Regions from separate parts of the Homo sapiens genome. Here all the other regions are linked to region 1. The links are chromatin loops, found by intact Hi-C in ENCODE. Cell type or tissue: ovary. All regions are shown on one strand. Each heading gives the region's core, and the rest is flanking DNA. Links, peaks and the distances in the headings are about the cores only.

Region 1 (4,965 bases), core at 2,466-4,965:
TGTGTATTTTGGAAGTTTCCTGAGTTTTTGGCATTATGATCCACATGGTGCCTGCAAACCTAATAATGACCCTGTAGATACAAGGGGATGTAGGAAGGGGGTGCACATGGGGACCTTCTCTTTTTATTCTATACGATTCTAATAATACATCCACACACTAATTGTATAATAACTTCCTGCACCTCAGTAAAGAACTATTTGCTGACATTTTGGATCATCTTCCTTAATAGGGAATTACTATGTCAAAAGGAAGCAGTTATTTTTTTTTTTTTTTTTTGAGACAGTCTCACTCTGTCACCCAAGCTGGAGTGCAGTGGTAAGATCACAGCTCACTGCAGCCTCAACCTCCCAAGCTCCAGTCATCTTCCCGCTTCAGCATCCTGAGAAGCTGGGACTACAGGCGTACGCCACCACACCCAGCTAATTTTTAAACCATTTTTTAACTTAACTTTTTTTTTTTTTGAGACAGAGTCTCACTTTGTTGCCCAGGCTGGAGTGCAATGGCATGATCTCGGCTCACTGCCATCTCCGCCTCACAGGTTCAAGCAATTTTCCTGCCTCAGCCTCCCAGGTAGCTGGGATTACAGGCATATACCACCACACCAGCTAATTTTCATATTTTTAGTAGGGATGGGGTTTCGCCATATTGTCCAGGCTGGTCTCGAACTCCGGAGCTCAGGTGATCCGCCCACCTTGGCCTCCCAAAGTGCTAGGATTATAGGCATGAGCCACTGTGCCAGGCCAATTTTTTAATTTTTTGTAGATACGGGATCTCCCTATGTTGCCCAAGCTGGTCTCCAATTCCTGGGCTCAAGCAATCCTCCTGCCTCAGCCTCCCAAAGTGCTGGGATTACAGATGTGAGGCACCATACCCAGCCAAAAGGAACAAATTTTTCAAAGTTCTGAGATAACTGCTTTATAAAAAGTGCATTTCTGTGCCCATCAGTGGAGCACACCATTGTCCACCTTCCCATACCTACACCAAGACAGCCTTCTAGATTTTTTTAAATGCTCTATCCTACAGCTCTTTCAAACTTGTAGTGCACTGGGAGGATATAAGGCAGTAGGGAAACAGTGATGGAGCACAAAAACCCCTTTCCTCTAGTCAGGCTTATCCTTGCCACTAAGAAACAGTCTCAAGAATCTGGGAAAGAAACTAAATAGCAAGGATCCTTCTATGAATGCCCAAAAAGATGAATCTCACCGCTTCACCTTCCTCCTCATCCTCAGAGTTGGAGTCAGCTCCATAGTCATCTACCGTATCAGCATCGTCCTCGGAGCCCCAGAGGTCCCCGTGGTTCACCATACCATCTTCTTCAGAGTCTTCCTCCTCCTCTTCCTCATCACTGCCAGGTGCTGGGCGCTTCTTGCCTCGAGGAGCATTAAATAGGGACTGGGGTCCCTTCTTACCAGCTGTCTGGACAGCTCCTGCAGAGATCCCTAAGGGTTTGAAGAGTCCTGGACTAATGGCAGCCACACATTCCCTGGCCCCACACCCTGGGAGCCTGTACTTTCTACCCCTCAGAATGTCCTTTGGCTGTTCCTTTCACTCCGGAAATGTTTAGCGAGTTCTTCCCTACCCAGGACCCAAAGGGACTCCTCATGTAGCATCCAGCTCTTAGTTTCACGGACCTTTTGGTAGCTTTCCAGGCAATGGTTTGGCCTCAGGAGACTTATTTGTCTTAGGGGCTTCAACAGAGCCCAATCTCCTCTTGGCTGCCCTGAAAAGACACAAGAGATTCAAGGAGTGAAGAAATGGGAAGATACTTCCAGGCTCTGCCATTTCCACCATAGGGAAATGTGAGAGTCTAGAATTAACTCTGTGGTCAAAGATGAGCAGTACCAATTTAACCTACTTAAGTTTTGACACCCACACTTACCTCTTTCGAGCACGACTAGACAGCCTCTTGGAATTTTCGTCACTTACTGTTTAAAAAAGAAAAACGAGGCAGAACAAGTTACAGGGGACATTAAAAATAAATGGGAACGGAAATAAACATGGTAAGAGAATTAGTACACTAATTAAAAGGAGTCCATTTAAATCTCAGCCCTGTTATTATTTAATAACTGTATACAAGTTTCTTTTTTTTTTTTGAAATGGAGTTTCACTCTTGTCTTCCAGGCTGGAGTGCAATGGCGTGATCTCAACTCACTGCAACCTCCTTCTCCCAGATTCAAGCGATTCTATTGCCTCAGCCTCCCATCACCACACCCAGCTAATTGTTGTATTTTTAGTAAAGACAGGGTTTCACCATGTTGGCCAGGCTGGTCTCGAACACTGGACCTCAGGTGATCCACCTGCCTCGGCCTCCCAAAGTGTTTCCTTAATAGTGCCTCTCTCACAGGACTCTAAGATGATTAAGCGATATAACATGACCAACAAGTTTAATACAGTGCCCAGGACTTCCTACTATCTCAATAAACTGCATCCTTTATCCAATGCCCAACACAAACTCCCGGTCCAGTGTTACCTCCCACCAGTCTTCCACACAGTATACTACTACTCGGCATGAAGCAGCCAGATCCGTGCTTTTCCATTTCCACCCCTTCCAAAAGGCAAATCAGTGACTGACCCCTCCCCTTCACTACTTCCTCTTGCTACAATGTTACCCATTTTTCAAAACCCAGCTTAACAAAAACTTTTACAGTTCTGCATGGGCTCCCCCTTCCTCTGAACTCACAATTGTTTTAAATCACACTTTTCCCTTGCATGAATAATAGTTGTGTCCGTGTCTTCACATCTCTACGACCTAAACAGTTCCCTACAATCTAAACGGCTGTTTCATTCATACCTCCTAGTAACTCATACAGAGAAGATTCCACTTAAATATAAAATGAACAGAAACTAAAAAAGAGAAGAGGTTATAATACAGAATACTGCAAAAGCTGAGGGATCAGGAGGCCACAACTAATCCTTACCTGCAGGCAAGAATCTGACGAGTTCTGTCTCGGCACCCTTCTGCTTCCGGGCCTTTCGGCCTGGCCCCCGCTTCTCCTTCGTAGGGTCCAACTTGCGCCCCATGGTACTGTGGCAGGCAGAAATGGGAGAAGGTGGCGTCGCGCGTGTCGGAGGGAACGGCAGAACGCACGCTTGGCGTATTATAGTGGGAAAGGGCACAGCCTCAACTCAGCACCCGCAACTCACTCAGCACTCCCGACTCAGCACCCGCGACTCAAGCACCCCCGCTATCCCCCTGGAGGCCCGACCGAACGCCCTCCCACCTGAAACCCAGGTAGCGCACCCTTCTCCCCACGTCCCAGACCAGGTCAGTGCTGCCACTCTTCGTCCCCCAATTTCCTCTAGACCCACCAGAATGCGGGTTAATGTCCGAGAGTGCCCTTCGGGCGGCCCTCCACGTGCAATCCGGACCTAGCTTTCGGCCGGCACTCGCCACAGAATCGTTCCACGCAGGCGCACGGGTAGCGCTAGCCTCGCGGCCCCGCCTCTTCCTGTTGCGCCTAGTCGGCCGCCGCACCCGGAACTTACGCTCGCCCTGGGAACGCCAGCGGAGCCGGCGGCGGCGAGTAGGGGGCAATTCGAAGGAGACGCGCAGCTTACACCCGCGGCGGGTGGAGGGAGCAATGTGACGAAACCATTGAGCTTGACCGACCTTCCCTCATGGAGTTGGCTTTTAGCCTCACGGCCGGTTTCTGTTGGGTGAAAGCCGCACCTTCTCCTCGAACCAGGGCCCGACATTGGAGCCCTCTCCCTCGCATCCACTGCCCTAGTCCAGCGTCAAGATCACGGAATTCCAGGCTGGGCGCAGTGGCTCACGCCTGTAATCCCAGCACTTTGGGAGGCTGAGGTGGGTGGATCACTTGAGGTCAGGAGTTCGAGACCAGCCTGGCCAATATGGTGAAACCCTGCTTCTACTAAAAATACAAAATTAGCCGGGCGTGGTGGCGGGCGCCTATAATCCCAGCTACTCGAGAGGCTGAGGCAGAATTGCTTGAGCCCGGGAGGCGGAGGTTGCAGTAAGCCGAGATCGTGCCACTTAAGCCTCACCAAGAGCGAAACTCCACCTCAAAAAAAAAAAACAAAAAAACCAGCCGGGCTCGGTGGCTCACGCCTGTAATCCCAGCACTTTGGGAGGTCGAGGCGGGCGGATCACGAGGTCAAGAAATCCGAGACCATCTTGGCCAACCTTGTCTCTATTAAAAATACAAAAATTAGTTGGGCATGGTGGCTGGCGCACGCGTGTAGTCCCAGCTACTCGGGAGGCTGAGGCAGGAGAATCGCTTGAACCCGGGAGGGGGAGGTTGCAGTGAGCTGAGATCGCGCCACTGTACTCCAGCCTGGCAACAAAGCGAGACTCCATCTCAAAACAAACAAACAAAAAAAACCGTGGAATTCCATGCCACTTACCTCCTCCTCTTTGCCCCTTTTTTAAAAATCTTTTTATAGAGACGGGTTGTAGGGGGTGGCGTCTCACTATATTGCCAGGGCTGGTCTAGAACTCCTGGGCTTAAGCGATCCTCCTGCCCCCACCTTTGTGCTGAGATTACAGGCTGTGAGCCACCGTGCCCCGCCCTCCCAGCACCTTCCTTGATGCTGACCCCTGCTCAGCCCCTCAATTAAGGTGCTGCACTGCACCTCATTCGCAGGGGGCCTCTTCGCCGGAACTCGCTTTCAGGTGGGTCTACAATTAGTTGGGAAACAACGGGTTGCAAGGCTGACCTGGTCTGGGACATGAGAAGGGGTGAACTACAAGGGTTTCAAGGTTGGAGGACGTTAGGTCGGGCCTCCGGGGGTGTGGGATTGAGGCTGTGTTCTTCCACAAATTGCATCCCAATTTTGCACAACTTAGCAAGAAAACCCCCCTCAGCCTTCCTAGAAACTAACATTAAGGTAGTGGTTAGGTGTTAAAACCGTTCCATGTACTTCACTGGTTTAACTTGACAACCGTATGAGGTATACATGAGATATCTGCATCCCACCAAAGTTAAACAACTTGCTCAAGGTCA
Region 2 (10,965 bases), core at 7,870-10,369, 79 kb after region 1:
CAATAGAGAACGTGGGCAGGTTGGGCTGGGGTGTGGGCAGAATAGACGCCAGCTCATCCGAACTGGCCTAGAGTCAAGGTGCTGAACTCCTGGCTCCATCGAAGCACAACGTCCTCACTTTTGCCAGGGCTCAGCGCACTGTAAGTCTCATTCTGCAGACATCTCATGCGGGACACCTACACAGAGATTCAGTGCAGACGGTCTGTATCACAGAGCCAGGTGCCAGGAGTGGGGAGGAGGGGAGGTGTCAGAAGCCCAAAAGAACGAGAGGTGGGCAGGCATGGGCACAGGGCAGTAGAGGGAAGGAGGAAACTCAAATGTGGGTTTTTAAAGCCAGAGGAGACATCAAGCAGCCCAACCCCTTTCATGCAGAAACAGGCGGCTGAGGCTCAGAGGGGGAAGTGCCTCATCCCAGGCTACTTGGTGAGTAAGAAGAGGAGACAGACCGAGACCTCAACGTCCAAGTCCTGGCCCAGCCAAGGGTTCTTCCTGTGGTGCTCTTAGGACCCTCCTCTGTTATCCACCAGCTGCCTAGGAGGGCCTTGCTTCCGCCAGGACTGGAGGAATGGAGGAGAGCCTGCTGGTGGAGGCCTCTGCCCCAGAGATGCAAGCAGGAACCGCTTTCCACATCCTAGCTGCTCGCAGAGGGGGCCTCAGAATAGACCAGTTATGGTGACTGATTGAGGGGGTGCTGGGAGAAGGAGGGGCAGGGCAGGGGTGCTCACCTTCCGATTGCGGTTTCTCATCAGACACTGCTGGCTTTTGAAGGAACAGTAGTTTGGGTACTGGATATAGTCTGTGTCACAAATCTAAGCCAAGAGCCAGAGAGAGGGAAGAGGGTATCAGAAGCCTCACCAGGCAGCAGCACTCCAGGGAATATCTGCTAGGGCAGAGCCAGGGGCAGGGTGTGGCCCAAGACCCAGGTCTTCCACACACAGGCGGCCCCTCACTCCGCTTTCCCTCTGCCTTTCCCCTGCCGCTCTGTCACAGGTTGCTGGGAAGAAGCCAGGAGCCTGGGAGAGTATGAGGCTGCCAGTCAGCTTACTGGGAAAGTGGCTGAGGAAGCGGGAATGGGGCAGGACGGGGTAGATAAGGGTCCAGAACATGGGACAGGGACCCGATTAGTGGCCTGATGTCAAGGATTTTTCTGGTAATGGTAGATAAGGGAAGGGGGAAGTGAGTCACTGCCTTCTTTGGACCTCGCCTCCCCATTCCAGATCAAGGGGCCCAGGGACAAGAGCTGGACATGGGCCCCCCAGCTCAGCTACCAGCCCTTGCTTCAGCTGCCCTTACTTTTCCTTGCCTTGGTTTTCCCTGCTAACTACAGGAGGAGAGGCCTGGATCTAAAACAACAGGTCATTCCACAGGGGAGGTAACTCAGGGGAACGGGGAGCCAAGTTGATTTAATTGAGCAGGGAAGGCACTGGAAGAGCTGGGAAGCCCGTCAGGCTAAGGCCGGGAAGTCCTGGATCACAGGGTTGGGCAGTGGTGCACGTGTCACTCAGTCATTTCTTGTAGAGATGACTCTTTGATTGAGTAGGAAGTGACTTGATCACAGCCACCCAGCAAGTAACTGGCAGAGTTGGGACCAGAACCTCTAGCTCCTGTTTTCTCAGCCCTCTGGGTCCCCACTCCTTTGCCTGCTCTATTGGTGGAGGGTGGGGTGGGGTGCAATGGTCTCTTGGAGAGAGGCAGGAGATTCAGTGAGGACGGGTTCTCAGAAGCCAGGGGCCCAAGCCCCCTTCCACAAACTAGCGCTACTCACAGCAAGTAACTGGAAGGAATGGGGTGAGGGTAGGGATGGGGCTGAGCTTTGGGGAAAGGTTCTAACCTTGGTAGGGAAATCCCCATCCTGGAAGCTAAGGAACTCAGTCTGGAGCCACCCAGAGACTCGGACATCTTCACAGCCTTTCGTGGCAAGCCGGGCACACCAGAAGTCCATGTGGAGCCCACCGTACAAATCCAGCCCGTAAAAGCGGCCTGATTCTGGGGACCCTACCTGTGGCACAGGAGATAGGGGAGAGGTGCGTGCCCCTCCCCACCTGCTGGCCACCACCACCCCACCCCTGCCACCCAGTTCTGCCTTTCCCACTGCGGGCTGCCGGGCTAGATACCTGGTTGCCGATGGACAGGCTCTGGGAGGCAAGCAAGGGGCTGACAAAGGGAGTCTTGTGGGAGGTGTCGCATTGTTGCCGCTGCAGGCTGGCCTCTGAGTGGCACTGCTCCAGCTTCAAGGAGCAGAAGTCACAGAGGGCACAGGTAGACATGTGTCGCCGCCCAAGGCTGTCACAGACCTGGGGCAGGGGAATGGGTGAGGCTGAAGCTGAGAGTCAGCGGCCTGCCTTCTCCCATGCCTCAGCCCTCCAGGGTGGGCCCTGCAGAATGTCTTTGCATTTAGCCTCTTCCAAAAGCTTCTCTGGGTTTTCTACTTGGCCTCCTCCCCAAGGGTTCCTCAAGGACCTTGCCTCAGCTATTTCTTCACCCTCTTCCTGGATGATTTATCTACTCCTAGGTAATCATCTATCTGCGAGTGACACCCAAATCTTTATCACCAGCTCTGATCTCTCTCTTGGGCTCCAAATCCTCATTGCCAAGTGCCTGACAGATGTCTGTGATTGGGTGATCTTACAGATACCCCAACTTAGCCTATCTGAAAAGAACTCATAACCCTCCCCTGCCACCTCTGCTAATGATAATGCTAATATTTACAAAGAGGTGACCCAGTGCCAGCACTATGGCTACACATGCTCTCATTTCATTTAGTTTTCACGACAACCCTATAACAGCAGAGATACTAATATTACTCTCATTTACTGACAAGGAAACTGACTCTCAGTGAGGTTGAGTAAGTTGCTCAAAGCCACTTATCTAACAGATGGGGAAGCTGGGACATGGGTCCAGGTCCTTCCAACTCTAAAACCTATGCTCTATCCAAGTACCTGGGTTGGAAACCTCCAAGTTCTTGGAAGCTATTCTTCAGAGTGGAGTTACCAATCTCCCAGCTGGGTTCTGCCCTCAGCTTCCTCAGCACTAGCAGGAGATCGTACTAAGCAGTATCTTTAGTCAATCCCACGGTCCTCCTTCCTCCCCCATGGGCACAGCCTGTCACAGTGCATGCAATCTCCTATGGCACCTTGCCTGCTCCTCCCACATAACGGAGGCATCATGTCCCTGGCCAGAAATCTTTATTGGATTCCCCTTTCCTATCAAATTCAGTGCAAATGCTCATGTTGCCATTCAAGAGTTTTTGCGTCATGACCCTGTTGATCTCTTTGACTCTGTCTCCTGCTGCTCTGCTCCAGGTAAAAGGGACTCCCTCCTTACTGTCCTCTTATCTAAGCCATCAAATCCAGTGAGCTCCCTCCATAAAACCCTGAACTTCTTGCATTTTGTTTAAGAACCTCACCGACCACACTCCCTTTGTAATATTACTGTATCCATATTAACTCCCTCATGGGTTCTTGGCCCCTTAAGAGCAGAAACAGTATGCTCATTGTTAGCATACTAATTTCACTCATGAAATTTCTACCTCTTCTTTGGGCCAGGCACGGTGGCTCATGCCTGTAATTCCAGCTGAGTGGAAGTGGCTGAGATGGATTCCATGAGCCCAGGAGTTTGAGATCAGCCTGGGCAACATGGCGAGACCCTGTCTCTACAAAAAAATACAAAAGAAATTTCTACTCTTCTTTGCATCATAGCCTTTGCACATACTATTCTCTATCAGGAATCTTCTACCAAGCCCCTTCTTTTGCCTGGATTCACTTCTTTTATCTTCAGGTCTCAGTTTAAACATCAGTTCTTCTTGGAAGCACCCTCTGATCCTCCCAAACATGGAGAGTTGTCCCCAACCCACCCCATCTGCTCTCTGTACTTTGTGCCTATCCCTGCTACAGCACTGATCCCATCACACCATCCTGCATATTTCCTTGTCTCTCTCCTGCCCTAGATTCCAAGAGGACAGAGGACTGGCTCTATTGCACATACTGCTAACATCTTAAATATCTAGTAGAGTTTGTCCCCAATCAGTATTTTTTTTCATGACAAGATACATCTAAGTTTTATTCTAAGAGTTTTACAGGCACTTTTAGGTCTTACATTTAGGTCTTTGATCCATTGTGAGTTAATTTTTGTATATGGTGTGAAACCCTTAAGTCTTTAAATCATCTTGAAATGTTTTTTGTGTATCTACTCCTAGGTGATCATCTATCTGCAGGGGACACCCAAATCTTTGGGTGTAAGATAGAAATTCAATTTCATTTTTTCCTCATGGTTAACCCATCATTCCAGTACCATAAATGGGAGTTCCTCTTTTCCCACAAATCAGTCACAGAAAATCTGTTTCTGGGCTCTGGGTAGTCTATTTGTCTGTCACCATCCCAATTTCACATTATCCTAGTTACTTGAGCTTTATAGAAAGTCTGGATTTATATAGGACAAGTATGCTCTACCTCATTCATTTTTATGTTATTCTTGTCCTCCCAATCAGTATTTGTTGAACAAACAGATGAATGGATGGTATCTGAGCTCTCGAAAAATGTTTGCTAAATTGTATTATTTGTGAAAATCTAAGGTATATTTTCCTGGGAGTAGACTTGCTGGTTGTTGAGGACACATTGAGACTGGAATCTCTTTACAGATTCCCTGGAATGGGTTCTATGAACTCTCTGGAAAGAAGAAGAGCTGCATCTAAGGCAAAGCTAGGAAGATGGTGAGGTGGATCAAGAATCAAGAGTTGACTCAAGGCTGGGCATGGTGGCTCATGCCTGTAATCCCAGCATTTTGGGAGGCCGAGGCAGGAGGATTGGTTGAGCCCAGGAGTTCTAGACAAACATGGGCAACAAAGGGAGACCCCATCTCTACAAAAAATAAAAAAAAATTTAGCCAGGCATGGTGACACATGCCTATAGTCCCAGCTACTCGGGAGGCTGAGATGAGAGGAGGATCACTTGAGCCCAGGTGGTCAAGGCTGCAGTAAGCCATGATCGCACCACTCCCCTCCAGCCTGAGTAATAGAGTAAGACCCTGTCTCAAAAAAAAAAGGAGTGAAATCTGGAAGCCTGGCAACTCAGGGAGGTGAAGAGGTGAAGAATGAATTCTGGACTGGATTGCATTTCAGACTGGGTCTTGAGCCTTCCTCCTTTAAAGTGGACTGGTAATGCCCTTCCTAAGAAAAGAGTCCCACTTGGAGAGAATCTCTCCAGCTATGTCTCATGCTTCTCCTGCCCATCCTCCACTCCCATAGCCTAGCACAGTGCCTGGCCAAGAGGATGCCCAGTGGCATGTATCCATTAGACAGTATGGCTGGCATACCGACTTCCCGAAACCAAGGATCTCCTCCTCCATGTACTTCCAGGCCTTGGCTGTGGGGGTTATGATGCAGGTATTCTCCACGATCGAATAGCACAGCACCAGCAAGGCCTCTGTGTGGGGCAGCTGCAGGAGGCTGCAAGAAGACAGCACTGAGGGTGGGGCTGGGCCAGGTGGCCCGGGCAGGAAACTACATCCAGTCTCTTCCCCTTCCCTTAGTGTCTGCTTTGGTCACACACATTCAGCATGCTTAGCATGGGGCCTTAGAGGCCTCTGGACAAATCGCCTCATTTTTCAAATGAGGAACTGAGGACCCGAAAGGAGAAATTACTTTCTCAGGATTGCAATGCTAAACAGGGCAGAGACAAGACCAGAACCCAAGTCTGGTAGCTCCAGGTACAGGGCTTACATAGAGAATAAGCATTTGAGCAGTGCTTAAGCCAACAATGGGCACAGAATTGGTGAGGCAGTTGCTAGCTGTGCCTGAAGTCCAGACAGGTCTGAGTGGATCTGGAGGCTGAAGCTAGGAAAATGGGCTTCTCACTCCCAAGAAAGGCAGAAGGGAGGGCAGGGTGGATGACAGAGTCAAAACTTCCTATACCTGCCAGGGTTTTGGTTTCTCCAGTAGGAGTTCTCATCATATATTTCATTCATTTCATCTATTTCCTGGGCTGATCGAATGAGCTCCTGGATGTTCTCCATTATCATAGGAGTAGACTCTACTTCTCGTACCCGGGGAGCAAAAGAGGAAGGGTTAGAAGATAGAGATTCAGAGTGAAACTTGGGCTCTGAGTCTGTCTGCAGCTGAGACACAGCCTCCCGTCCCTCCTTAGTCCCCTGTCCTTCTTCCTGCTTTCCCTCCTCTTCCTGTTCCTCTTCTTGCTCTTCCTGTTTCTGCCCCTCTTCCTGCTTGTGTTCTTGTGTCGGCTCCTGCCTGTGCTCCACTCCTTGCTCCTGCTTGTGCTCTGGCGCTTGCTCCTGGCCTCCCAGGGACAAGGAGGATTGTAGGAGCTCTTCCACGTTGTTGCTGAGCCTCTCAGGCCAGGGCTGGAAGGTCTGGCGTTCTGTCACTACAGCAGGGTTTAGAGAGAAGGGAGAGAGACAGTCAGGCTTCTAGCCCCTGAGTGTCTTTGTTCACAGAGGGACACACACATAAACAAAGCAGACCAAGTCACACTTATACACACAGAAAAACACAGAAAAGAACATAAGTATTAAACTAAAAGAACATTACCACGGCAACTGTAAGGCTGGTGGTATGCATCACCTTCCCACCTCCCTGGCAAGCACTCCTCCTTCCCTAACTTCCACCTCAAATACCACCATTTGTCCCTCTCCCTTAGGAAACACCAAGTATGCTGAGTAGCTAGCAGTCAATCCTTTCTAAAGTGAAGACATTAGCTTATAAAGGGCCTAGAGGTCCTTTGTAATGCAACAATGTCTCTGGAATTGGGAAAAATGGATTCAGGGCAAAATTGTAAGTAATGGCAGAAGAGATTCTGGTCCAGGAGAGCCCTAACTTGTATTCATAAAAAGCTGACACTCCTTTGTGTAAACAGCTGTCTGCTGGCGCCCCCTTCCCGCCCAACATGCTTCCCATTTCCCTGCCATGGATGCCTTACGTTGTGGGCTCTGGGAGTTGTGGGAGTAGCTGGTGGTCTCCCGGCTGCTGAGAGGGTCTCACCTGTGAAGTGGGGTGAGATGGGGGAGGTCATCGTGGTGGGTGAGACTTCAGCTGAAGCTTCTATCTCCTTGAGAGTGTTAGGTGAGAGAATAGAGACTGGCTGGGAACACAGGACTCTCTGCAGGAAGAGAAGGAAAATGGGAAAGCCTTTCCTAAAGGGCAGACTTCTGCTCCAGCTGGTTCTTCAACCCCTTTTCCAGCATGTCTTATCTCTCAGTTTCTAGGCAGGGATAAAGGGACATGGTCCCTGCTGGAACCCTCTAGACCTGAGAAAGGGTCCCTTCAGAAGATGAATCTCTGTTTGTCTGGGCCACATCCCTGCCGTCACTTTTGCATTTGACTCAAAATCACTGACCTGTTCGAAGAAACGTAAGGGCTTATCTCTTTGCCTCTTCCCATCCCTCTTCCCTACTTCTTTTTGTTTGGGTTTTGGGTTTGTTTTTTTTGTTTTTTTTTTTTGAGACGGAGTCTCACTCTGTCACCCAGGCTGGAGTGCAGTGGCGCGATCTCGGCTCACTGCAAGCCCCACCTCCCGGGTTCACGCCATTCTCCTGCCTCAGTCTCTCGAGTAGCTGGGACTACAGGCGCCTGCCACCACGCCCAGCTAATTTTTTGTATTTTTAGTAGAGACAGAGTTTCACCGTGTTAGCCAGGATGGTCTCGATCTCCTGACCTCATGATCTGCCTGCCTCGGCCTCCCAAAGTGCTGGGATTACAGGCGTGAGCCACCGCACTCGTCCCTGTTGTTGTTTTTTTTTGAGACACAGTCTTGCTCTGCCACTCAGGATAGGGTGCAGTGGCATGATCTCGGCTTACTGCAACCTTTGCCTCCCGGGTTCAAGCAATTCTCCTGCCTCAGCCTCCCGAGTAGCTGGGATTACAGGCGCCCATCACCAAGCCCGGCTATTTTTTTTTTTTTTTTTTGTATTTTTAGTAGAAACGGGGTTTCACCATGTTGGCCAGGCTGGTCTCGAACTCCTGACTTCAGGTGATCTGCCCATCTCGGGCTCCCAAAGTGCTGAGATTACAGGCATGAGCCACCATGCCCAGTCTCTTCTCTACTTTTCTTGCAGTAACAGAATTGTTCAATCTGAATATCCAAGGTGAGACTGTATTCATATATAATCTGGGTAAATGACTGGCAAAATGGCAGGGAAGGAGGAGCTAAGGATGACTCTCCTGGAACCCTTCCTCAACTCCCCACTGCTGCCGCCTCTCCCTTGGCCCTGGGGCACCAAATCCAACCTTTGTCCTGGGCCTCACCTTGGCATAGTAGACGTGGTTGGAGCAACGGTAGTGAGTGAACTGGCAGAAAGACTCAAACCAGGAGGCATAAGGGAGGTTGGAGCAGACAGCACCTGAGAAAGGGCAGGGGTGGAGAAGATGAACCCGTGGGGAGCTTGGGGTGGGGCTGTGGGCAATGGACTCCACGCCATGGGGAGGGTGGAGAGTACGAGCTCATGGTGTGGTGCCAGCCATGCCCTTCCCCGCCTCACATGAGCACAGGGGTTTTTGCCCTGAGGTTTGGGTGAACACTCTGGGTGCCTCGGTTTCCCCCCTAGTCTGGCCCTCACCATCGGGCACTAAGCCGTGGTTTTCATATTGGTCCAGCTGGACGAGTGTGGGATTCCGGCAGCCGTGGGTTGCACGGAGACGGCAGGTAGTCTCTGCCTTCCAGGTTGGAGTCAGCAGTGCGAAGAAGCGTTCGTATTCGGTAGGAGAGAGAGGGCTGCCTGGAGTGGAGGCCTGAGTCGAATCCTGGGCTGCGGCAGGTGCCAGAGGCAGGAGCAGCACTGCGGAGCGGGCGAACGGATGATGGAAGGACCGAACCCCAAAACCCGCTCCGAGACCAGGACAGACAGACCCAGACTGGCAAATTAGGAACGGGGTGAGGGTTATCCCTGCTGACCAGGGCGGGGGGAGTCTAGAGACAGAGGCAAAGGTCCGGCCGCGGGCGGGGGGAGATGGGAGTATCCCAGGACCTAGGGAGCCGACCCAGCGCGACCACCATGAGGAAGCGATCCAGAAACCGTAAAAGCAGAGCTCTCGGGAGGGAGAGGACTAGCCCGGGGAGAGTCTGTTGGAGCAGGTGTAAACCTCTCACCCTTCAGGAGTGAGGGAAGGAAGCCAGCGGCTGGCTTCCTCATGGCCGGAGAAGATCCGCCCGCGTCCCGTGGACACAAGCCGCCTCTAACGGGCCAAGCCGCAGAGAGAGCCGCAGGCGCGGGGCGGGGCGCACGCGGGCACCGCCCACGCGTCACAAAGAGCGGGCCGGGGCGGGGCCTCGACAGCCGGGCTCTCAGGGCCCTAAAGTGGCCAGAGCCCATCCAGATGGTAGGAATGGCAAACAGCTACCTTCACTTAGCGTCTTTTTCTTTTTTTTTTGAGACGGAGTCCTACTCTGTCGCCCAGGCTGGAGTGCAGTGGTGCGATCTCGGCTCACTACAACCTCGGCGTCCCAGGTTCAAGTGATTCTCCTGCCTCAGCCTCCCGAGTAGCTGGGACTATAGGTGCACGCCACCACGCCCAGCTAATTTTTGTATTTTTAGTAGAGATGGTATTTCACCATGCTGGCCAGATGGTCTCGATCTCTTGACCTTGTGATCCGCCCACCTCGGCCTCCCAAAGTGCTGGGATTACAGGCGTGAGCCACCATGCCCGGCCTAATTTTTGTATTTTTAGTAGAGACTGGGTTTCACCATGTTGGCCAGGCTGGTCTTGAACTCCTGACTTCAAATGATCTGCCCACCTCGGCCTCCCAAAGTGCTGGGATTACAGGTGTGAGCCACCGTAGCCAGCCACTTAGCATCTTTACATGCACTACCTTACGTAATTGCCATAGGAATCCCATAAGGTAGATACACTATCATTCGTTTTACAGATGAGAAATCGGGGCTTAGGGAAGCAACTCGCCCAACAAACAGGTCGTGAGGTCTAGAGCTAAGCGCAGGCAGAGATAGAATGTGCAAAACCAAGTCAAGGCCTATCTGGGTAGGAACTAGACAGGGCGCCTCCATGAGCAAAATGGGTCCAAGGGGAAAACAAGAGGGTGGCTCAGTGGTCTACGAAAGTGGTTTCCAAGGGAGAATCGAGTAAGACAGTCCACTGAGGTATGGGAGGAGAACTTTTGCTTTTGTATCTGTTTTGTGTTTAAAATGAGAAATTCCAGCCTGGGCAACAGGGCGAAACCTCGTCTCTACAAAAAGTACAAAAAATTAGCCAAGCGTGGTGGCACGTGCCTGTAGTCCCAGTTTCTTGGGGGGCTGAGATGGGAGGATCGCTTGAGCCCATGAGGCCAAGGCTGCAGTGAGGTGCAATCGGGCCACTGCTCTCCAGCCTGGGTGACAAAGTGAGACCCTGTCCCCACCCAAAAGCAAAAGTAAAAAAGAAAAATAAAACAAGAAATTGTCTTGGGCCAGACTTGGTGGCTCACGCCTGTAATCCCAGCATTTGGGAAGTCAAGGCGGGTGGATTCCTTGAGCCCAGGAGTTCCAGACCAGCCTGGGCAACATGGCGAAACCCTGTCTCTACAAAAAATACAAAAATTGTCAGGTGTGGTGGTGTGCGCCTGTTGTCCCACTTACTACTTGGGGAGGCTGAGGTAGGAGGATCACCTGAGTCTTCAGAGGTCAAGGCTGCAGTGAGCTGAGATCTCACCACTGTGCTCCAGCCTGGGTGACAAAGTGAGACCCTGTCTCAAAAATAAAATAAAATAAAATAAATTAATAAAATAGAGACCAGGCACTGTGGCTCATTCCTGGAATTCCAGCACTTTGGGAGGCCAAGGAGGGTGGATCTCTTGAGGCCAGGAGTTTGAGACCAGCCTGGCCAAAATGGTGAAACTTGGCCGGTGCGATGGCTCATGCCTGTAATCCTAGCACTTTGGGAGACCAAGGCAGGCAGATCACGAGGTCAGGAGATCAAGACCATCCTAGCTAACACGGTGAAACCCTGTCTCTACTAAAAATACAAAA
Region 3 (10,965 bases), core at 2,268-4,767, 86 kb after region 1:
CTCCAACTCCTGCCACTTACCATTTCCCCCGAGGCTTGGTTGTCAGCCCCACACAGGCAAAATGGAACCACTCAATGGAACACTGGAAGAGGAAGAAAGAAGTAGTCAGGGGCCAGGAAGGGCCAGAGGAAGGAGAGAAAGCCCCTCCAGATTCCTTAGGAACATCCTGTCCTTTACTCCATCCTTTTGGAGAATTCTTGGAAGTCCCAAGGCCAACCAGTTCCCACCATCTTCCTTCTATTCTTTTTTTCTTTTTGAGGCAGAGTCTCACTCTGTTGCCCAGGCTGGAATGCAATGACATGATCTCAGCTCACTGCAACCCCCGCCTCCCGAGTTCAAGCTATTCTCCTGCCTCAGCCTCCCAAGCAGCTGAGATTACAGGCACAGGCTATCATGCCTGGCTAATTTTTGTATTTTTAGTGGAGACGGGGTTTCACCGTGTTGGCCAGGCCAGTCTCGAACTCCTGATCTCAAGTGATCTGCTCACCTTGGCCTCCCAAAGTGCTGGGATTACAGGCGTGAGCCACAGCGCCAGGCTTTCAGGCTTTTTTTTTTTTTTTTTTTTTGAGACAGAGTCTTGCTCTTGTCGCCCAGGTTAGAGTGTGGTGGCGTGATCTCAGCTCACTGCAACCTCTGCCTCCTAGGTTCAAGCAATTCTCCTGCCTCTCGCCTCAGCCTCCCGAGTAGCTGGGATGACAGTCGTGTGCCACTATGCTCAGCTAATTTTTGTATTTTTAGTAGAGAAGGGGTTACACTATGTTGGCCAGGCTGGTCTCAAACTCCTGACCTCACGTGATCTGCCCGCCTCAGCCTCCCAAAGTGCTGGGATTTCAGGCAAGAGCTACTACGTCCAGCCCATCTTTCTTCTATTCTGAAGTCCCAGTACTCAACTGTGGGATTTTCCCTCTTGTACCCACTCCCTTCATGCCCCTCACAACCCCCCATCCTAAGGCAAAATGTTTCTCACATCAGGGTTGTCACAGCCAATCATCTCTCCATAGGAGACCTGGTGACAAAGGCAATAGGTGGGTTCGTTGGGATCCACAGGCATATCCAACACATCAGAGGGGTGGACACTGCCAAAGGTCACTGAGGGCATCCCATACTCAGGACTTCTGCATGCCAAGAGGAAGAGAAAGTGTCATCTACAGGAAGGGAAGCTAAAGCCTGAGGCTTTCAGAGGTGGCAGGAGATCCTGGTAGGGCAAATGATTTGTGGCTTCTCCAGCAGATACCAAAATGATAAGAAGAGTTCTTGGCGCAGACATATAGAAAGCGGCAGGGGGCGGTGCAGGCTGGGAGTGGGGCACCGGGAGAGAAGAGGATGTCATCCGGCAAAGGGCTCCCTGAATCACTCACGTGCGCACGAGCTTTAACTTCTTCTGGGCAGTCTTGGGGGCTTCTTCATCCGAGTTTTTCCCTTTGGAACGAGCACGAGCAGCTTTCTTCTCCTTTTGAGTCCGGCCTTCTAGGGAAGAGGGAGAAAGCCAGAAGGCAGGGAGACAGAAAGATGGGTTAAGTCCTCTTCTCTCCCCCTTTCCAACCTGGTGCCAAACTTCCCACCAGATGAAGAGCTGACTTCTTCTCCCTTTCAGTCCTCGCCCCACCTCTCACAGCCCCGCCCCCTCCTCACTCTTTTTGCCTTTGCTGGAAGAGCTGTCATAGTCACTTGACTCAATCTGTTTCTCCTTGAGATCAGCCTCAAAACGGGCCAGGTCTGTGTCCAGCCGCCGAATGTGTTTGTCCACCTGGGTGGAAAGGAAGGAGAAAGGAGAGGTACAAAACTATCTCCAATTAAAGAAAATAGGTTAAGGCAGAGTTTATGGATCTCACAGACCCCAAACAGATCCCAACACAGTTGAAGGAGGGGTCTAAGACCCTGAGGATTAGATGGGAAGTAGGTGGGGAGCCATGAACAGGGCCATACCATCTCATAGGTCTGCATGGCAAGCTGCACCTTGTCGTCACCAAATTCCTTGCACTTGCCATAGGCTTCCTGGATCTGTTTGAGAAGGGCCAATTTTTCCTCGGAGCTCAGGCTGCGGGCACTACTCATATACTCAGTGGCCAACTTGTCAATTTCAGCCTTCAGGTCTACAACAGAGACAGAGGCCTGGTCACAATGGCCCCTGAGTGGCTAGGTGAAACACATTTCTTCCTTTTGTTCTTTGGACCTTTTCCATTGATTAGCATAACCTTCCAACTAAAAAGTACTGAATGTTCAGAGGTACTGTGCCATGCACTCAAGTAATGGAACATACTGACAATATTTGCTTTAAAGGTCCTTTCAAGGTGCTGAAAACATTGCTATCATAGTTGGAATTTAAATTACTGAAACACAGCAAGGGATCCTTTGCACACCACATTAATATGAAGTGTATTTTTGTCCATGTTTGAAGATGCTTCTTTGAAGGGCTTGCTGCTTCTTGAATTTTGTCTCAAAAGCCATTGTTTCCTTCTCAAAAACATCCCACAGCAGTTGTCTGCCGCAAATCAGGCTGAGTCATCTGCTGTTGCTGGTTTCCAAGTCTGTACATCAATATCATACATTTCAAAATTATTAGTATTTTTTCTTTTTGACACAGGGTCTCACTTTGTCGCCCAGGCTGGAGTGCAGTGGCACAATCATGGCTCACTGCAGCCTCAACTTCCTGAGCTCTGGTGATCCTCCCATCTCAGGCACCACCACGCCTGGCTAATTTTTTCTATTTTTTTGTAGAGACAGGCTTTTTCCACGTTACCCAGGCTGGTCTCGAACTCCTGGGTCAAGCAATCTGCCTGCTTCAGCCTCCCAAAGTGCTGGGATTATTGGGGGTGAGCTACCATGCCTGGCCTAATCTATTTATTTTTAGAGGCAGGCGCAGGTTCTCTCTTATGTTTGTTGCCTAGGCTGACCTCCAACTCCTGTCCTCAAGTGATTCTATCTTTTCGCCTCCTGAGTAGTTGAGTATATCACACAATTTAAAATTAGACCTTACTCCAACATCCATGTAACAATTCTGCTTATCTTACTGCTCACTCTATTTTTCTTTTTTTTTTTTTTTGAGACAGGGTCTCACTCTATTGCCCAGGTTGGATGGAGTGCAGTGGCATGATCATGGATCACACTGCAGCCTCAACCTCTGAGCTCAAATGATCTCCCATTTCAGCCTCTGGAGTAGCTGGGACCACAGGCACATGCCACTACACCCTGATAATTTTTTTAAAAAAATTATTTCTAGAGATGAGGTCTCACTATATTGCCCAGGCTGGTCTTGAACTCCTGGTCAAATGATCCACCTGCCTCAGCCTCCCAAAGTGTTGGGATTCCAGGTGTGAGCCACTGCAGCCAGGCTGCCCATCCTATTTGGCTCATCATTGCAACTTCTTTCATTTTCCATTACTTCTTTTTTTCCTGTTTGTCCATCCTAGATATTGCTCCAAACACGTTTTTTTGTTTTGAGACGGAGTCACGCTCTGTTGCCCAGGCTGGTGTGCAGTGGCACGATCTTGGCTCACCTCAACCTCTGCCTCGTGGGTTCAAGGGATTCTCGTGCCTCAGTCTCCCAAGTAGCTGGGACTACAGGTGTGCGCCACCACATCTGGCTAATTTTTGCATTTTTAGTAGAGATGTGGTTTCACCATGTTGGCCAGGCTGGTCTCGAAGTTCTGATCTCAAGTGATCTGCCCGCCTCGGCCTCCCAAAGTACTGGGATTACAGACATGAGCCACGGCACCCGGTCTCCCAGATGTTTTATTTTATTTTATTTATTTTTTTTTGAGACCAAGTCTCACTGTGTTGCCCAGGCTGGAGTGCAGTAGTGTGATTTCAGCTCACTGCAACCTCCACCTCCCAGGTTCAAGCGATTCTCCTGCATCAGCCTCCTGAGTAGCTGGGATTACTGGCATGCGCCACCACACCCGACTAATTTTTGTATTTTTAGCAGAGACAGGGTTTCACCATATGGGCCAGGCTGATCTCAAACTCCTTATCTCAGGAGACTCACCCGCCTCTGCCTCCCAAAGTGCTGGGATTACAGGCGTAAGCCACCGCACCCGGCCCCAAATGTTTTAATATTGGAAGAATGGTAATGTCCCAGGACATTGAGACTATAGATGTTTACTAATATTTGGAAGGGCTCATAAATATGTCAGTAGTAAGAGACAAGTCTGACTCTAACATAGTGCAGCAACAGATAACCAGGAGGATCTGTGAAGACACTGTTTATACTCCACTTCATTCCAGGCTCTTGGAAGAAGCTGAAAAAGCATATAGTTCCATAATCTCCAACTGTCTTTCCATGCATGAACTCAAGAGTTACAACTGTATTACAAAAAAAGCAATCTGGTTCTCACCATTCGGCAGGCAGTTCTCAGGGAACTGTGTCCAGGGTTTTTGATGATGTTCACCTTTTCATGTGTAAACTCAGAGTAACTTAAGACACAGCTTCATGTATCTCAAAACCAGTCTGTTACATCCTTGAACATGGCTACATAGAATGAAGACAAGACTACAGATCCTTCAGTGGGTATGGGAATAGCTCCAACAGACATCTTTGAAGAAACCAAGTGAATGCCCCAATGCAGCCAAATTTGCTCAATGTTCCAGGCTGGAGATGGTATCTAATGCTTCTGTAAGTGTGAACGGTATAGAGATCCCATTGTCAATTACTGCTTTTTTTTCTTTCCTCTTTCTTTTTTCTTTCTCTTTTTAAGGACTTCTCATATAGCAAACCTCCCATCTACCAACATATGTTGCAGTCTAAAGTCACACTGGGAATTTGTGACAGTAACATTAACAATGAGAGAAGTAGAAACATTCTAGTCATCCTATAAATATATCAAACGTGGAGAGCAGAAATGACTCGAGTTGACTTTCTTTAATTCTTCTTTTTTTTTTTTTTTGAGACAGAGTCTTGCTCTGTTGCCTAGGCTGGAGTGCAGTGACATGTGGCATGATTTGGGCTCACTACAACCTCCACCTCCCAGGTTCAAACGATTCTCACGTCTCAGCCTCCCAAGTAGCTGGGATTACTGGTGCGTGCCACCACACCTGGCTAGTTTTTGTATTTTTAGTAGAGATGGGGTTTCACCATGTGGCCAGGCTGATCTCAAACTCCTGGCCTCAAGTTACCTGCCCGCCTAGGCCTCCCAAAGTGCTGGGATTACAGGTGTGAGCCAGCCTGGCTAATTATTCTCCAGGAAGACATAAAGAACACAGCATCTTTGAATTCTTGAGGCGTTTTCACAATACTCTATTTGTTATGAAAAAGCTGACACAGAAATGAGGATCATTATCCTGTTTTAAGAATTCCAAGAGCGTAAAAAAGGAGCGAGAGAAGCCACAGTTCTCCAGATCATACCAGATGATACGGTAACATCAAGTAGAAAAATAAATGATTACACACACTCATTAGATACAAAAACTTTTTACTCTATACATACCCTCTGTTCTTTGGTCTAGGTCCCTCATGAGCTGAAAGTTTCTCTGTAATTCAAAGGGAAGGTTTTCAATACCTAGGGAAGAGAGAGAAACAATCACAGGACTGACTATGCATAGGCCTTACAGCTCCTTTTAAAGTGCAGTTCAGGCCGGACATGGTGGCTCACGCCTGCAATCCCAGCACTTTGGGAGGCCAAGGGGGTGGATCACTCAAGGCCAGGAGTTCAAGACCAGCCTGGCCAACATGGCGAGACCTCCATCTCTATTAAAAATATGAAAATTAGCCTAGTGTGACGGTGGGCATCTCTAATCCCAGCTACTTGGGAGGCTGAGGCATGAGAATCACTTGAATCCAGGAGGCAGAGGTTGCAGTGAGCCGTGATTGAGCCACTGCACTCCAGCCTGGGCAATAGAGCAAGTCCCTGTCTCAAAAACAAACAAATGGCCAGGCATGGTGGCTCACACCTGTAATCCCAGCACTTTGGGAGGCCGAGGAGAGCAGATCACGAGGTCAGGAGATTGAGACCATCCTGGCTAACATGGTGAAACCCCGTCTCTACTAAAAATACAAAAAATTAGCCAGGTGCGATGGCGGGCGCCTGTACTCCCAGCTACTCAGGAGGCTGAGGCAGGAGAATGGCATGAACCTGGGAGGCGGAGTTTGCAGTGAGCCGAGATCGCACCACTGCACTCCAGCCTGGGCGACACAGTGAGACTCCATCTCAAACAAACAAACAAACAAACAAAAAATAAAGTGCAGCTCAGTTTTCCTTCCTCTGAACCTCTGGATTTATCTGTGACAGGATGGATCAGTTCTCTCATGACAGGCCATGCTTAACTCTTTCTCTACAAAACCTTTCCATTTCTGCATGGCTATCCCACCCTTTTCGCCTTCAGTGACCTTCCTTTATAAATAAGCTCTTCCCGTCAGGTGTGGTGGCTCAAGCCTGTAATCCCAGCACTTTGGGAGGTTGAGGCGGGTGGATCACGAGGTCAGGAGTTCGAGACCAGCCTGGCCAACATGGTGAAAGCCTGTTTCTACTAAAAATATAAAAATTAGCCAGGTGTGGTGGCACGTACCTGTAATCCCAGCTATTCAGGAGGCTGAGGCAGGAGAATCACTTGAACCTGGGAGGCAGAGGTTGCAGTGAGCCAAGACTGCACTACTGCACTCCAGCCTGGTGACAGAGCGAGACTCTGTCTCCAAAAAAAAAAAAAAAAGCTCTTCCCTTTCTTTTCCTTTTTTGTTTTTTGAGACGGAGTCTGGCTCTGTTGCCCAGGCTGGAGTGCAGTGGCACGATCTTGGCTCACTGCAGCCTCCACCTCCTGGGTTCAAGTGATTCTCCTGCCTCAGCCTCTGGAGTAGCTGGGACCACAGGCGCGCGCCACCACACCCGACTAATTTTTGTATTTTTAGTAGACACAGGGTTTCACCATTTTGGCCAGACTGGTCTTGAACTCCTGGCCTCAGGTGATCCGCCCGCCTTGATCTCCCAAAGTGCTGGGATTACTGGCATGAGCCACTAAGACGGGCCCCTTTCTTTTATTTTCCATCTCTGCCTCCAAGCTCTTTGTCCTCAAATTACAAATAGTCTCCTGGTATCCTCTATTATACACATAACACTTCCAATCTACTTCCATATAGTAGCCAGAATGTCCTTTTTAAAAAATGCAAACCTGGCCAGGCACGGTGGCTCATGCCTGTAATCCCAGCACTTTGGGAGGCCCAGGTGGGCGCATCAGCTGAGCTGAGGAGTTCAAGACCAGCCTGGGCAACATGGTGAAACTCTGTCTCTACCAAAAATACAAAAACTTAGCCAGGCTTGGTGCACATGCCTGTAATCCCAGCTACTTGGGAGGCTGGGGCACAAAAATCCCTTGAACCTGGGAGGTGGACATTTCAGTGAGCCGAGATCACGCCAATGCACTCCAGCCTGGATGACAGAGCAAGACACTGACTCAAAAAAACAAAAACAAAAACAAACACAAAAATAAAAAATGCAAACCTAATCAAGTCACTCTCCCGCTTATAACCTTCTGGTCACTTCCTACTGCTCTGAAGATGTTCTGCGCTTTCTGGCCCTTGCTTACCTCACACCAGCCTGAACTCATGTCAGTCTCCCTTTGTGCTCTGCTTTGCCCATACTGGCCTCCTCGCACTGCCTCAAACTGGCCTGTGCTCCTCCTGCCATTTGGCTTTCCACATGCTGTTCTCTCTAGTTGGAATGCACCGCTCGCTTTTCCTCATCCCATCCACCCCATCCCTCTTGGCCTATTAAATTCCTGTTCGTTCTTCCAAAGTTCAGCTCAAACTCAACTTTCCCAGACTCTGTTAACTGCCCTCGATCTATGTCAAGGTATTCTAGCCACCTTTTTAAAGCACTTATCCAACTGTAATTAAATAAATGTGTAATTAGTTGGCTGGGTGCGGTGGCCCATGCCTGTAATCCAGCACTCTGGAAGGCAGGTGGATCACTCAAGGCCAGGAGTTCAAGACCAGCCTTGGCAGCCTGGCAAAACCCCATCTCTACTAAAAATACAAAAATTAGGGCCAGGCACGGTGGCTCATGCCTGTAATTCTAGCACTTTGGGAGGCCGAGGCGGGTGGCTCACTTGAAGCCAGGAGTTCAAGACCAGCCTGGCCAACATGGTGAAACCTGTAATCCCAGATACTTGGGAGGCTGAGGCACAAGAATTGCTTAAATCCGGGAGGTGGAGGTTGCAGTGAGCTGAGATCGCACCACTGCACTTCAGCCTGGGTGACAGAGTGCGACTCCATCTCAAAAACAAAACAAAACAAAAATTAGGCCAGGCGCGGTGGCTCACACCTGTAATCCCGGCACTTTGGGTGGCCGAGGAGAGCAGATTACGAGGTCAGGAGATTGAGACCATCCTGGCTAACATGGTGAAACCCCGTCTCTACTAAAAATACAAAAAAATTAGCTGGCCGTGGTGGCGGGCGCCTGTAGTCCCAGCTACTCGGGAGGCTGAGGCAGGAGAGTGGCGTGCATCCAGGAGGTGGAGCTTTCAGTGAGCCGAGATCGCTCCACTGCACTCCAGCCTGGGCGACAGAGCGAGACTCTGTCTCAAAAAAAAAAAAAAAAAATAGATGGGCATGGTGGCCTGTGGCTGTAGTTCCAGTTACTCAAGAGACTGAGGCAGGACAATTGCTTGAACCAGGGAGGTAGAGGTTGCAGCCCGGGCAAAAGAGCAAGACTGTTTCAAAAAACAAAAAAATTAAAAAAAATAATGTGTAATTAGTTATTTGGTATCTGTCTCCCCAGGCCGAACATGGCTATCATATTCTCTCCTGTTTCCATAGTGTTTAGAATTATGACTTGCAAAGAGCAGGTACTCAGTAAATACTTGAATAAATGCATGAATATTTGTCACCCCAGTACAAGAGAAATCTCTTGCCAAGACTCCACCTAAAACTTTAAAAATGCCTCTACTTGCTGGGCACAGTGGCTCACGCCTGTAATCCCAGCATTCTGGGAGGCCAAGGCAGGTAGATCGCTTGATCTCAGGAGTCTGAGACCAGCCTGGGCAATATGGCCAGATCCTGTCTCTATAAAAATTAAATATATATATAAAAAATAAAAGGCCTGGTACGGTGGCTCATGCCTGTAATCCCAGCACTCTGGGAGGCCAAGGTGGGTGGATCACCTGAGGTTGGGAGTTTGAGACCAGCCTGGCCAACACAGTGAAACCTCATCTCTACTAAAAATACAAAAATTAGCTGGGTATGGTGGCGGGCACTGTAATCCTAGCTACTCAAGAGGCTGAGGCAGGAGAATCACTTGAACCCGGGAGGCAGAGGTTGCAGTGGGCCAAGATCGCACCATTGCGCTCCAGCCTGGGTGACAGAGTGAGACTCTGTCTCAAAAACAAACAAACAAACAGAAAAACTAAAATAAAATAAATAAAAAAAAATAAAATGCCTCTACTGTTTAAACCTACAACTTCAGGTCTGCTACCACCAGTTCACAAGACTGAGTCACTGGTGATTTACCAAATCTAATGGTGTTATTAAGCCTATCCTAAAAAATATCTCTGCAGCAGTTGGCATGATCTTTTCTCCGCTGAGTAACTTTCTTTTCTTTTCTTTTGAGGTGTAGTGTCGCTCTTGTCGCCCAGGCTGGAGTGCAATGGCGCAATCTCAGGTTCAAGGAATTCTTGTGCCTCAGCCTCCCAAGTAGCTGGGATTACAGGCGTCTGCCACCACGCCCAGCTAATTTTTGTATTTTTAGTAGAGACGGGGTTTCACTATGTTAGCCAGGCTGGTCTTGGAACTCCTGACCTAAGGCGATCCACCCATCTCAGCCTCCCAATGTGCTAGGATTATAGGCGTGAGCCACCGCTCCCAGCCTTTTTGTTTTTGTTTTTTTTTTGAGGCGGAGTCTCACTCTGTTGCCCAGGCTGGAGTGCAGTGGCATGATCTCGGCCCACTGCAACCTCCACCTCCCAGGTTCAAGCGATTCTCCTGCCTTAGCCTCCTAAGTAGCTGGGACTACAGGGGCACACCACCACACCTGGCTATTTTTTTTATTTTTAGTAGAGACGGGGTTTCACCATGTTAGCCAGGCTGGTCTCGATCTCCTGACCTCATGATCCGCCTGCCTCAGCCTCCCAAAGTGTTGGGATTACAGGCATGAGCCACCGTGCCTGGCCACCAGCCTTTGTTTTTTTTTTTTTTTTTTTTTTTGAGAGGGACACGGAGTCTTTCTCTGTCACCCAGGCTGGAGTGCAGTGGTATGTATGATCTTAGCTCACTGCAATCTTCACCTGCTGGGTTCAAGTGATTCTCCTGACTCAGCCTCCCAAGTAGCTGGGATTACAGTCACATGCCACCATGCCCAGCTAATTTTTTTTTTTTTTTAAAGTAGAGACTGGGCTTCACCATGTTGGACAGGGTGATCTCAAACTCCTGACCTCAAGTGATCTGCCCGCCTTGGCCTCCCAAAGTGCTGAGATTACAGGCATGAGCTACTGTGCCCAGCCTGTCTACCTCACTTTCTAAGCAGGAAGAAGCCACCTTAGATTCTTCCTTCTCTCTCAACCACTCAGTCATTCAGTCAGTCCTTTCATATTTAACTCCTAAATACTTCTGTAACTCCCTAAAATCAGGTTCTTATCTCTGTCCTGGAATGTTATCACTAATTGATCTCTGTTATCAACAATATCATGCTCCAATTTACCATATATTAGTCATTTTCCTCTATAAAAATCATACTCTACTTTAAAATGCAAACTTCTTCGTTTGGCTTAAAAGACCTTGTCCAATCTAGCCTCAGCCTCTTTCTCCAGTCTCCTTTCTCAATTTCTTACCTTAGATTCATAAATATCAAATACGCTGACCTCTGAGTCATAAATATCAAACACCCTTGACCTTGCCACAAACCCATCACAGTACCTTTGCGGATGCTTTCCCCAACCTGGAATTCCTTTTTTCTCTCCTCACTGGCAAATAACCTTCAAGACCCTATTCAAACATCACCTCCGCTGTAAAGCTTTTCCTACATCCCCAGGTAATTACCCCCCTTT

Evidence for each region. A loop is a pair of places that touch in the nucleus more often than their neighbours do. Peaks named below come from ENCODE experiments on the same cell type or tissue, not always from the same donor. Only the 100,000 strongest peaks of a DNase experiment are listed, where the experiment ranks them.
Region 2: it touches region 1 in a loop (2.0-fold over the local background); 5 of 110 quality-filtered maps call a loop at or near these places.
Region 3: a loop joins it to region 1, with 2.2 times the contacts of the local background. A loop is called at or near these places in 15 of 110 quality-filtered maps.

Annotation. Positions count from the first base shown.
Region 1 is chr12:6,564,897-6,569,861 of GRCh38, forward strand. It overlaps NOP2 (NOP2 nucleolar protein), which reads right to left and starts at 3,395. Exons shown (of 16, transcript NM_001258308.2): 1 at 3,311-3,395; 2 at 2,920-3,026; 3 at 1,881-1,926; 4 at 1,633-1,721; 5 at 1,205-1,440. The coding sequence starts at 3,022. It overlaps CHD4-AS1 (CHD4 antisense RNA 1), which reads left to right and starts at 3,475. Exons shown (of 3, transcript NR_199067.1): 1 at 3,475-4,634. RefSeq lists enhancers at 3,245-3,866, 3,690-3,739. In ovary, for the core only: no CTCF peak of the experiment used is centred there; a DNase peak (open chromatin) is centred at 3,435; H3K4me3 peaks cover 1,457 bases; H3K27ac peaks cover 980 bases.
Region 2 is chr12:6,638,229-6,649,193 of GRCh38, forward strand. ACRBP (acrosin binding protein) reads right to left here and starts at 9,204. Exons shown (of 10, transcript NM_032489.3): 1 at 9,096-9,204; 2 at 8,566-8,784; 3 at 8,255-8,349; 4 at 6,992-7,109; 5 at 5,909-6,377; 6 at 5,311-5,443; 7 at 2,115-2,294; 8 at 1,832-1,999; 9 at 726-809; 10 at 1-176. The coding sequence starts at 9,138. The coding sequence ends at 54. RefSeq lists enhancers at 609-668, 8,625-9,138, 9,062-9,131. In ovary, for the core only: no CTCF peak of the experiment used is centred there; a DNase peak (open chromatin) is centred at 9,183; H3K4me3 peaks cover 558 bases.
Region 3 is chr12:6,651,304-6,662,268 of GRCh38, forward strand. It overlaps ING4 (inhibitor of growth family member 4), which reads right to left. Exons shown (of 8, transcript NM_016162.4): 2 at 5,424-5,495; 3 at 1,927-2,093; 4 at 1,633-1,747; 5 at 1,359-1,464; 6 at 968-1,115; 7 at 21-82. Among named protein-coding and RNA genes, the nearest start is that of ING4, 6.3 kb to the right of the region's middle. RefSeq lists a silencer at 4,087-4,287. In ovary, for the core only: no CTCF peak of the experiment used is centred there; no DNase peak of the experiment used is centred there.